Linked DNA regions of Homo sapiens: region 1 is linked to region 2. A link is a contact called in ENCODE Hi-C or POLR2A ChIA-PET data. All regions are on one chromosome and are shown on one strand. Each heading gives the region's core, a stretch centred on a gene start or an enhancer-like site at or near the end of the contact. The rest is flanking DNA. Distances are from core to core; before and after follow the strand shown.

Evidence for each region. Hi-C counts contacts between places; a loop is a spot of excess contacts on that map. ChIA-PET counts read pairs that join two places held with the same protein, here RNA polymerase II (POLR2A). Pooled maps may share reads with other maps.
Region 1: a loop to region 2 is called in a pooled map, with 1.9 times the contacts of the local background. The contact joins the enhancer-like site here to the promoter of LINC01213 in region 2. A Hi-C loop is called at or near these places in 4 of 50 pooled maps. POLR2A ChIA-PET finds 5 or more read pairs at or near these places in 4 of 52 experiments (Caco-2, OCI-LY7, PC-9 and 1 more).

Annotation. Positions count from the first base shown.
Region 1 is chr3:150,467,124-150,472,013 of GRCh38, reverse strand. No RefSeq gene overlaps it. Among named protein-coding and RNA genes, the nearest start is that of TSC22D2, 61 kb to the right of the region's middle. RefSeq lists an enhancer at 2,286-2,786. Within about 2 kb of position 2,338, at least 13 of the 41 ENCODE cell types and tissues checked have a DNase peak (open chromatin) inside an H3K27ac peak, as active enhancers do; they include PC-9, where a contact is called at or near this core.
Region 2 is chr3:150,236,570-150,241,339 of GRCh38, reverse strand. LINC01213 (long intergenic non-protein coding RNA 1213) reads right to left here and starts at 2,821. Exons shown (of 3, transcript NR_110168.1): 1 at 2,738-2,821; 2 at 2,342-2,405; 3 at 1,134-1,460.

The DNA.
Region 1 (4,890 bases), core at 1,089-3,588, 230 kb before region 2:
TAAGATAGGTGTGAACCCTCATTCATTCATTTAATAACAGTACAATCATGTGCTGCATAACAACATTTAGGTCAACTGTGGGCCGCCATCAGTAAAGTCACAGGGCAACGCTTTACTCACATGTTCGTGGTGATGCCCGATGTAAACAAACCTACTGTGCTGCCAGTCGTATAAAAGTCTAGCACATACAATTATGTATAGCACATAATACTTCATAATGATAATAACCATGTTACTGGTTTATATATTTACCATACTCTACTTTTTATCTTTTAGAGTGCAGTCCTACTTATTAAAAAAAAAAAAAAAAAAGGTAGCTGTAAGACAGCTTCAGGCAGGCCCTTTAGGAGGTATTTCAGAAGAAGGCATTGTTCTCATAGGAGATGACTGCTCCATGCATGTAATTGCCCCTAAAGACCTCTTCCAGTGGGACAAGATGTGGAGGTAGAGGGCAGTGATGTTGATGATCCTGATCCTGTGTAGGCCTAGGCTAATATGTGGGTTTGTGTCTTAATTTTCAACAAAAAAGTTTAAAAAGTTAAAAAATTTTAAAATAGAAAAAAGCTTATATAATAATATAAAGGAAGTATTTTTGTACACTTATAGAATGTGTTTGCCTTTTAAGCTAAGTGTTATTACAAAGGAGTAAAAAAGTTAAAAAAATTTCAAGTTTATAAAACTAAAAAGTTACAGTGGCTGGGCATGGTGGCTCACACCTGTATTTCCAGCACTTTGGGAGGCCTAAGGGAGAATCTCTTGAGGCCAGGAGTTCGAGACCAGCCTGGATAACAAAGGGAAACTCCCATCTCTATAAAAAATTAGCCAGGCACAGTGGCATGTGCCTGTAAGTCCCAGCTACTCGGGAGGCTGAGGTGAGAGACTGCTTGAATCCAAGAAGTGAAGGCTGCAGTGAGCCATGATCATACCACTATGCTCCAGGCTGAGTGACAGAGCAAGACCCTGTCTCAAAAAAAAAAAAAAAAAAAAAGGCCGGGCACAGTGGCTCACGCCTGTAATCCCAGCACTTTGGGAGGCTGAGGAGGGTGGATCACGAGGTCAGGAGATCGAGAACATCTTGGCTAACACGGTGAGACCCCGTCTCTACTAAAAATACAAAAAAAAATTAGCCGGGTGTGGTGGTGGCTGCCTGTAGTCCCAGCTACTCGGGAGGCTGAGGCAGGAGAATGTCGTGAACCTGGGAGGAAGAGATTGCAGTGAGCTGAGATCATGCCACTGCACTCCAGCCTGGGAGACAGAGCAAGACTCTGTCTCAAAAAAAAAAATTACAATAAGTTAAGGTTGATTTATTATTAAAGGAAAATGTTTTAAAAATAAATTTAGTGTAGCCTAAGTGTACAGTGTTTATAATGTCCACAGTAGTGCACAGTAATGCCCCCAGGCCTTCGTATTCACTCACCACTCACTCACTGACTCACCCAGAACAAATTCCAGTCCTGCAAGCTCCATTCATGGTAAGTGCCCTATACAGGTGTACCATTTTAAATCTTTTATACTGTATCCTTACTGTACCTTTTCTATGTTTAGGTACACAAATACTTACCATGTGTCACAGTATAGTATCAGTACAGTGACATGCTGTAGTTTTATAGCCTAGCAGCAATAGCTATACAATATAACCCAGGTGTGTAGTAGGCTAGATCATCCAGGTTTGTATAAGTACACTCTATAATGTTTGCACAATGACAAAATCCTAACGACACATTTCTCAGAATGTATTTCTGTCAAGCAATACATCACCGTACTAGTTACCAGGAATACAATTGTGAATAAATAAGTAGAAGTCTCTACTCTCGCAGAACTTACCCTCAAACGGGGCCCAGTTTGAAGTTTCTCAGCTGTCAAAGGGCAATGAGGGGATTCTCATTCCATTTTATACCACTCAGTTTCTGTCTCTAAGTACTGGCACCTTCTCACCCCAAGTTTCCTAGGCTCTTCACTTTAAACCCCCTATGTAGGGCCCAGAGCCTCTTCTCCTCCTCCCGCTGGACCTCCCCTCCTGGGGCTGACATTCTCCTCCTCCTCGTAGAACTCCCTTCTGGGGGATGACATTCTTGAGTATCCTGGGGTAGAAGATTGTTGTAACCTTTTTTCCCTCCCAGAGTGTGATTATCTGAGCAGAGGAAGCCTCCAGGAAAGCTGCATTACCAGATGAGTCAGCTGTCATCACAGCCATTACCTAATGCTGAACTGGGATGGGTTCAGGAAGCTGAAGTCAGTGAATATAAAACTAAGACTCACAGGTTTGGAACTCAAGGTTGCTGGAAGCAAGAGGCTGGCGGTGTTTCCACAGCTATTGCCAAGTCTCTACTTGTTCACTCTCTCCAGAGAACAGAACAGGGAGGTCTTCAAAAGTTCCATTTTAAAAGAAGCTGGTGTTTCTGAGAAGGGACTCTCCCTTTACAGTTTTTCTCAGTGAATGCTTTAGCACGAATAGACTACTCGGGGCAGGATGGAATAGGGGGAGGTGAGAAGAACAGGAGACAACGCTGGCTGGAGAATGGTAGGTAAGAGGAGTCATTAATAGGAGAGTCCCACAGACCTAGGTTCTCGTGCTGACTACCTAGGTTCTTAAGCTAATGTCCCAACACTGAAACCTCTTAGTGGGTTCCTTATGGGAAAGACCATTAAGATGATAACAAAATTGGTCTGCGTGAAGAATCAAGACACAGATACCAAAGGAAATAGAACACATCGGCACCAGAGTTGCTGATCTGTATCGCCTTGCTTAGAAGTATTGTTGCATGTTGGCCGGGCGCGGTGGCTCACGCCGGTAATCCTAGCACTTTGGGAGGCCAAGGTGGGTGGATCACCTGAGGTTAGGAGTTTGAGACCAGCCTGACCAACATGGTGAAACTCTGTCTCTACAAAAATACAAAAAATTAGCCTGGCATGGTGGCGCATGCCTGTAATCCCAGCTACCAGGGAGGCTGAGACAGGAGAATGGCTTGAACCCGGGAGGTGGAGGTTGCTGTGAGCGGAGATCGCGCCATTGCACTCTAGCCTGGGCGACAAGAGCAAAACTCCATCTCAAATAAAATAAAATAAAAAGTATTGTTGCATGTGCTAAATGTTACCTACCCCATGCAGCCTTTCTTAGTAAACTTCCTGGTTCATGGTCAGATTGTAAGGATAGTATGTCTAGTCTCTGTGTGGCAGAAAGTAAACCCAGAAAAATCCACTGCTCATTTCTGTAACTTTTCACTCTCTGAATCCGTGGGCTAACCGACCTGCTTTTCTTACCTGCAGTTGCTTCTTCTGAACTAGCCCTTTCTCTGCCCAGACATGGGCTTCCCACCCCTATTCCCTCAAGGTACTCTTCACTTAGAAGTTGCTTCCAGACTCAGCAGTAAACAGACAAATCTTCAGGTCGCCATTTCCTGTTATCAACTTTTTGGGGGCTTTTTCCTGGCTTCTCTCTACTAACACCTGAGTCATAGCATCCTAAATCAACTCACTGCATTCTCTTTTCCTTCTTCCCAGAATAAAATATCAGAGTAAGTCTTCCCTAATCATGCCTTATTTATTTTTATTCCTTTGTAGGTACTCAACTCATTATTTTGAAAACTGGGAAATAAAAGGAAAGAACTAAGTCTCTCCCTTTCTTATACAAACTGTACCACAGGGTAGCTGAATAGTTGGTAAGGGCAAGTCTCTCTTTAGAGAAGTATTTCGCTAATGAGTGAGAAGGGATAATAGAATTAATAGGCTAATGGGTCTAGGTAATGATTATCCATGCTTCCAACATCACAAAATAGAGACAGACATTATATGATGGAAGTATATACCACCACTTATGAATTAATCTTGACAAAATATAAATCTGATTAAACTTCTAGAACTAATTTAGGAAATACAGGGACAGAGGATTCTATAAGAATGCAATTAGGAAAACTCAGACTTCAGAAAAAACTATGGGGCAAATAACTGAGATTCTTGAAGAATTTCAAGATGAAAAGAGAGGTATGGGGAGCCCACATATTAAAAGAGACTTTAGAGGAATGCCAACCAATTGCAGTGTATGGACCTTATTTTGACCCACATTCAAACAAATACACCATAAGAAATTTATGATAATCAGGGAAATGTGGACATTGAGTAGATTTTTAGTAATATTAAGGAATTGTTCATTTTGAGGTGGGGTGATGGTATTTTAGTTATAATTTTTCTTTAAAAAATCCTTGTCCTTTAGAGGTATACGCTGAAATATATATGGATAAAGTCTATGATATCTTGGATTTCCTTCAAAATAATCCAGAGGATCATGGATTCTTTCTAAGTATTGGCATTCTCTCACCCCAAGTTTCCTAGGCTCTTCACTTTAAGCCCCATATGTAGGTCCCAGAGCCCTTTCTCCTCCTCCCCCTAGAATTCCGTCCTGGGGTTCACATTTTCCTCCTCCTCTTGGAACTCCCTTCTGGGGGGTGACATTCTTGAGTATCCTGGGGAGGGGAAATGAGTGGGAGTATAAATAATGCAAGATTGGCCATGAGTAGATAATTGTTTAAGCTAGGTGATAAGTACATGGGAGTTCATTATACAGTTCACTGTTGTATATGGTTGAAAAATCCACAACAAAATGATAAACAAAATTGTAAGGTAACCACTGGAAGAATGTATCTGGAATGTATAACTTCCCAACCAAAAGAGGGATCAAAAATGAATAAGAAACAACTGAATGAAAGCCAAGAAAAGGGAAAAAGGGTGTGTGTGTGGCAAGGCAGTGGCCGGTGCGGGGGTGGGGTGTCTAGAAAGCATTTTAAGGAGAAAACATGAAATAAGATGGCAGAAATACATCCAAATATGCCACTGATGAAATAGACATGGATTAAATTTTTCTATCAAAAGACAGATTGGGTTAAGAAATTAAAA
Region 2 (4,770 bases), core at 1,572-4,071:
TGGGCTAAGATCGTGCCACTGCACTCCAGCCTGGGAGACAGAGTGAGACTCTGTCCCCCACCCCCACCCCCCACCAAAAAAAAGGAAAAGAAAAGAAAGAATTCCTGAGGCAGAAGAAAAGGGTCTTATATGGATTGCTTTGTTTGGTGTGAGACTGCCTTGCCCTTCTCTTCAAACAGAGGATCTTCTTTACTATTAGAGCTTTTTCCTCAAGGGTCACATGGGGTTTAAACACATTCTCTGGTCTAGAAAGTGCGCACCCCTGCGGATGTGAGGAAATGGGAGCCTACCCAGGTGAAGCCACCTGACCCACATAAATAAACAGTGGGAAAGGCCATCCACATTTTCTATCCCTGGCAAGTTGAAAAGTTAAGGTGGCCCCAAACTCTTGCTAGATCTGACATGAACCAGAGGTTGAATCTGGGACATACAGTCTGGGACTCTGTTGTCTAGCGGGGTTGAACTCAGCTCCCACCGGCACCAGATAAGCTTAGAAATTTTCTGCAGGCTTCGGTAGGGGAGATGCTAAAGAGCAAAATGACCCCTAAGCCTATCTGGTGTTAGTGGGAGCTGCTTTAACAGTGTATCATCTAAATATTTGTTGGTGCTAGATGTTCTGCTTTGTTGTTGGCTCAGTACTAGATAACAAAATCACAGATGTGTGAGAGGCATGTGTGCTTGGAGGTGGAAGCTGGGTAAGAAGAGACATTTTAGGCTGGGAGCGGTGGCTCACAGCCGTAATCCCAGCACTGTGGGAGGCCGAGGCAGGCAGATCACCTGAGGTCAGGAGTTTGAGACCAGCCTGGCCAATATGGTGAAACCTCATCTCTACTAAAAATACAAAAATTAGCTGGGCGTGGCAGCGGATGCCTGTAATCCCAGCTACTTGGGAGGCTGAGGCAGGAGAATCACTTGAACCTGGGTGGAGGTTGCAGTGAGCCAAGATCAAGCCATTGCACTCCAGCCTGGCGGACAAGAGCAAAACTCCGTCTCAAAAAAAAAAAAAAAAAAAAAAGAAGAGACATTTTAGAAAATATTGCCATTGAGATAATGTGCCTCTGACATATTACAATTTAAATTCACACTGTAATTTGGCTTATATTCTCTATGAGAGCATTAAAGTTGATTCCTTATTTGAATTGCAATTTCACTTCTTTATTTACTCAGAGATGATCACAGAAGGGTTCCCTAGAATTACTTAATGCTAGAAAAATAGCTCCCAAGAGTCAATCAAATTAACCATCCCTTCCTAACAATATAGAATCCAGCATACTTTGGTTCTCTCATTTGACATTTTGCATGATGACAGTTGCAGAATTTGACTTCTGGGCATTTTGGTTTCTCCCCAATTTAGGAGAATGCCCAGAATGCAGAAACATGAGAAGAATGAACAAAACAAAGATGACTTTATAGGTCTCCTTTGAAGAGCTTTGCATTTCTTCCAATTGCTTTCTCCCAGACTAAAAAAAAAAAAAAATTACCTCAGTAATATATTCTCGGGTAAAAATATAAACAATATAGAAGCAAACTGAGCAGAAAGTGAAAGTCCTTCTTTGCCATCCTCCAATCCCACTTCCCTCCCCAGAAGTTAAGAATCTTTCCAGACCCTTTTTCTATGTGTTTATATATGTGCATGTATATAGATGCACAAAAATACATGACCGCAAGCAAGATGCATATATTTCTTTACATAAATGGGAACGTATACACTATATATATTTTCCTATGACTTGCTTTTTTATTTACTAATATTTCTTGGATATCTCTCTACATATAAAGCTATCTTATTTTTTTTTTAAAACTACATATTATTCCATAATATATATGAATGTACTGCGTTTGTTTAAGCAATGTCTATGGATAGACATTCAGGTTGCATGCAGCTTGGGTTTTCTGATTTGTTTGTTTTGTTGCTATTAGAAACAGTAATCCAAATTTATTCTACCTCCTTTAAGCTGATAAAAACCATCCCTAGATGTGGATTTTCTCTCTCTATTTCTGCAGCAATAAGAGTGCAGATGGGTAGGAAAGGGAGAGAATGCAATTCCTTTTCTTCCTTCTGACCACCTTCTTCCCACCTTCCACCTCCCACTTCCTTCCTGTCCACAATATACAAAAAGAGAGCTCCCTCTACTGGGAATGCCATTGCCTTCCTCCCGCTCACCTGGGTAACTCCTTTCTTCCTGCAAATTGCACCTCACTCCATCTCCCCAAGGTCTCCAGCTCACCACCTGGGAGGTCAAGGGCCTTCCTTCATGTTCTTTTGGCCCTCTCTGTATCCGACATCATATTAAAGTTACCCATCCAGACACCGGCCCCTGAGGGGAGAGAAGGAACTCACCGTGTATCCTCAGCACCTAGCACCCGATCAGCTGCGGCAGGAGCCCAGGGGCATACCTGGTGACCTGAAATGAAGGACCTCCAAGTGAATAGATCTTCACATAGTGTGCACTTGGTTTAGTTACCATTAAATCCATGTTGAAGCCAACAGCATTAAATGATGAATCACCTGGATAACATCGGAGCCTCGGACAAGGTGTGCAGACTAAGAACAGGATTTCAGAAATGTTAAAATAACACACATCAATGCCAGCATTCGCCGGTCCTTTCTATGGCCTTCCCCACACTCATCACATTGGTAGGGATCACTCTGATATTGGCAGCAGGCTTCTGCCAACTGAAAAAGAGCAATACCTGTTCTGCAGGTTCTATTTTTAATTTTTATTAACATTTTTACCTGTGCCCTGCTTGATCTCTCTCAGGCAGGCTGTTCTGATAAAACCAGTTTCGTTATGTCCTTTCCCTGGTGCATTTCTGCCCAGAGGGAAGGCTAAGCACACAGAAGAGCCCGGAGACAGTTCCATCTGGAGTAGCCAGCGGGTCAGACCACAGGGCTAATCCTGAAACTAGACCATCAGGTATCTTGGAGATCAGCTAGTCAGTACTGGAGAAAAGGGTGGCTTGGAAGAGATGGATCTCATTTTATGGAAAGCACAACAAACACTGGTTCCACCCTGCCACCAGCTTGCTGCTCCCTAACTCAACTTGTAGAGAAATTCTGAAGAAAACTGGCAATCAGCCAAAACTTCCCACTCCGGCTTGTACAGCTGAACTCTGATATCCACACAGCCGCCCCAACAGTGAAAGAGAAGGAAGAGGGATGAGGAAAGGAGGTAGTGGAAGGAGCGGTGTGGACTGGTTCTTCTTCCTACCCTTCATTCTACAGAGAAGCACACTGACACCCACAGAGGTGAAGGGTCTGAGCCCCTCACTGTTGAGTTGGCGGCAGCCCTCTGGGAATTCAGCCCTCCTCCGTGCCAGTCTCCATGCTGTTCCTATGCCCTGCATGTTGAATAGGTACAGTAGTTATCGACCACACTTCTGGTATAATCTATGGCTAGGTGAGGGATCTACTAGGCCTTAAATGCCTCCTCCACTTGATTTGCCAATTTCCCATATAAAATAATGGTTTTATTCATTGGTTCTTTTATAAATGCAAATACCCCTGGGAGAGGCAACATAGCCTTAAAGGATTCATTAAATCTTTTCTGCAAAGTAGATGAACCATAGTTCATGACCTGGTCTGGCTGCTCCTACAGCTGTAAACTCCCACTGACCCAGATTCTTCCTGGCAGCCCACAGGAAGATGAGTGTGCGATGACTGGCAGATTAGCTCTTTCAGGTGGAAGACTGCCAGAGAGATGTGCCAGCACTCTCCTTGGCGGCAGAGGGTGGGAGAGCTTGCCTGGGAGTGAGGTGTATCCTCAGGCTCCTAAATCACCTGTGTGTGTCCATGCCCCCTCCTTCTCTCCTTGCGGTGGATTCCTTAGGTCTTTGCCAACTCCAAAAGCAGGGGTGCCTTCAAACCCTGACAGCTGCGCTGATCTGGTGGCTCTACCTTTAATAGCTATTTTAGGTTCCTTCTAAACCTTGTCGAGTCTCCACACTTCTACTTAGTTGGAGGCACCTAGAGTGAAAAACAATGTATATACAGTAGCCCCCATTATCTGCAGGGGTATGCCTGAAACTGCAGATAGTACAGAACTTTATACAGACTATATATTTTCCTATACATACCTATGATAAAGTTTAATTTAAACACTAGGCACAGTAAGAGATTGGCAGCAATAACTATAAAATAGAACGATTATAACAATATACTCTAATAAAATTTATGTGTATGTGGTCTCTCTCTGTTTCTTAAAATATCTTATAATACTGTCCTGCAGGTAACTGAAACCACAGAAAGCAAAACTGTGGATTACGGTGGGGGAACTATCGTACCACGTATACTACAGCAGCTACAAATGCTAGGAAGATTGTTTAAAGAAGCCTGGCCCCCCTCTTCCTCTTCGAGTTCCCTTGTGAGGATGAATAAAGGAAAGTAATGCATCCAAAGCTCACTGAGCTCCTTGGGGAGAGGGGGTATGAATGCCCAGATTCCGTGGTTTTACACCGGGCATTTAATAATACCACTGACAGCTAGACTTTCTCCTCCCTAACAGAATTTGATTGCATGAATCACCCAAAGGTCTTCTTTGCAAGAGAATTTTTTAAAAGTCAATGAAAGTGGAAAACATCATAGTCTTCCAATAATGACTGACAACAGGCAAGGTTCTGCTAAAACTGGGGGAGGGGGTACAATTCCTATGGGACATGGAGAGTTATTCCTCTCTGGAAAGTCTCAGAGACCAGAGAGGTAATGGGAAACACAAAAGCGAGTTTGACTACTGAAATTTAATAAGGCCTGACATTTCTGTGCCTAATCCT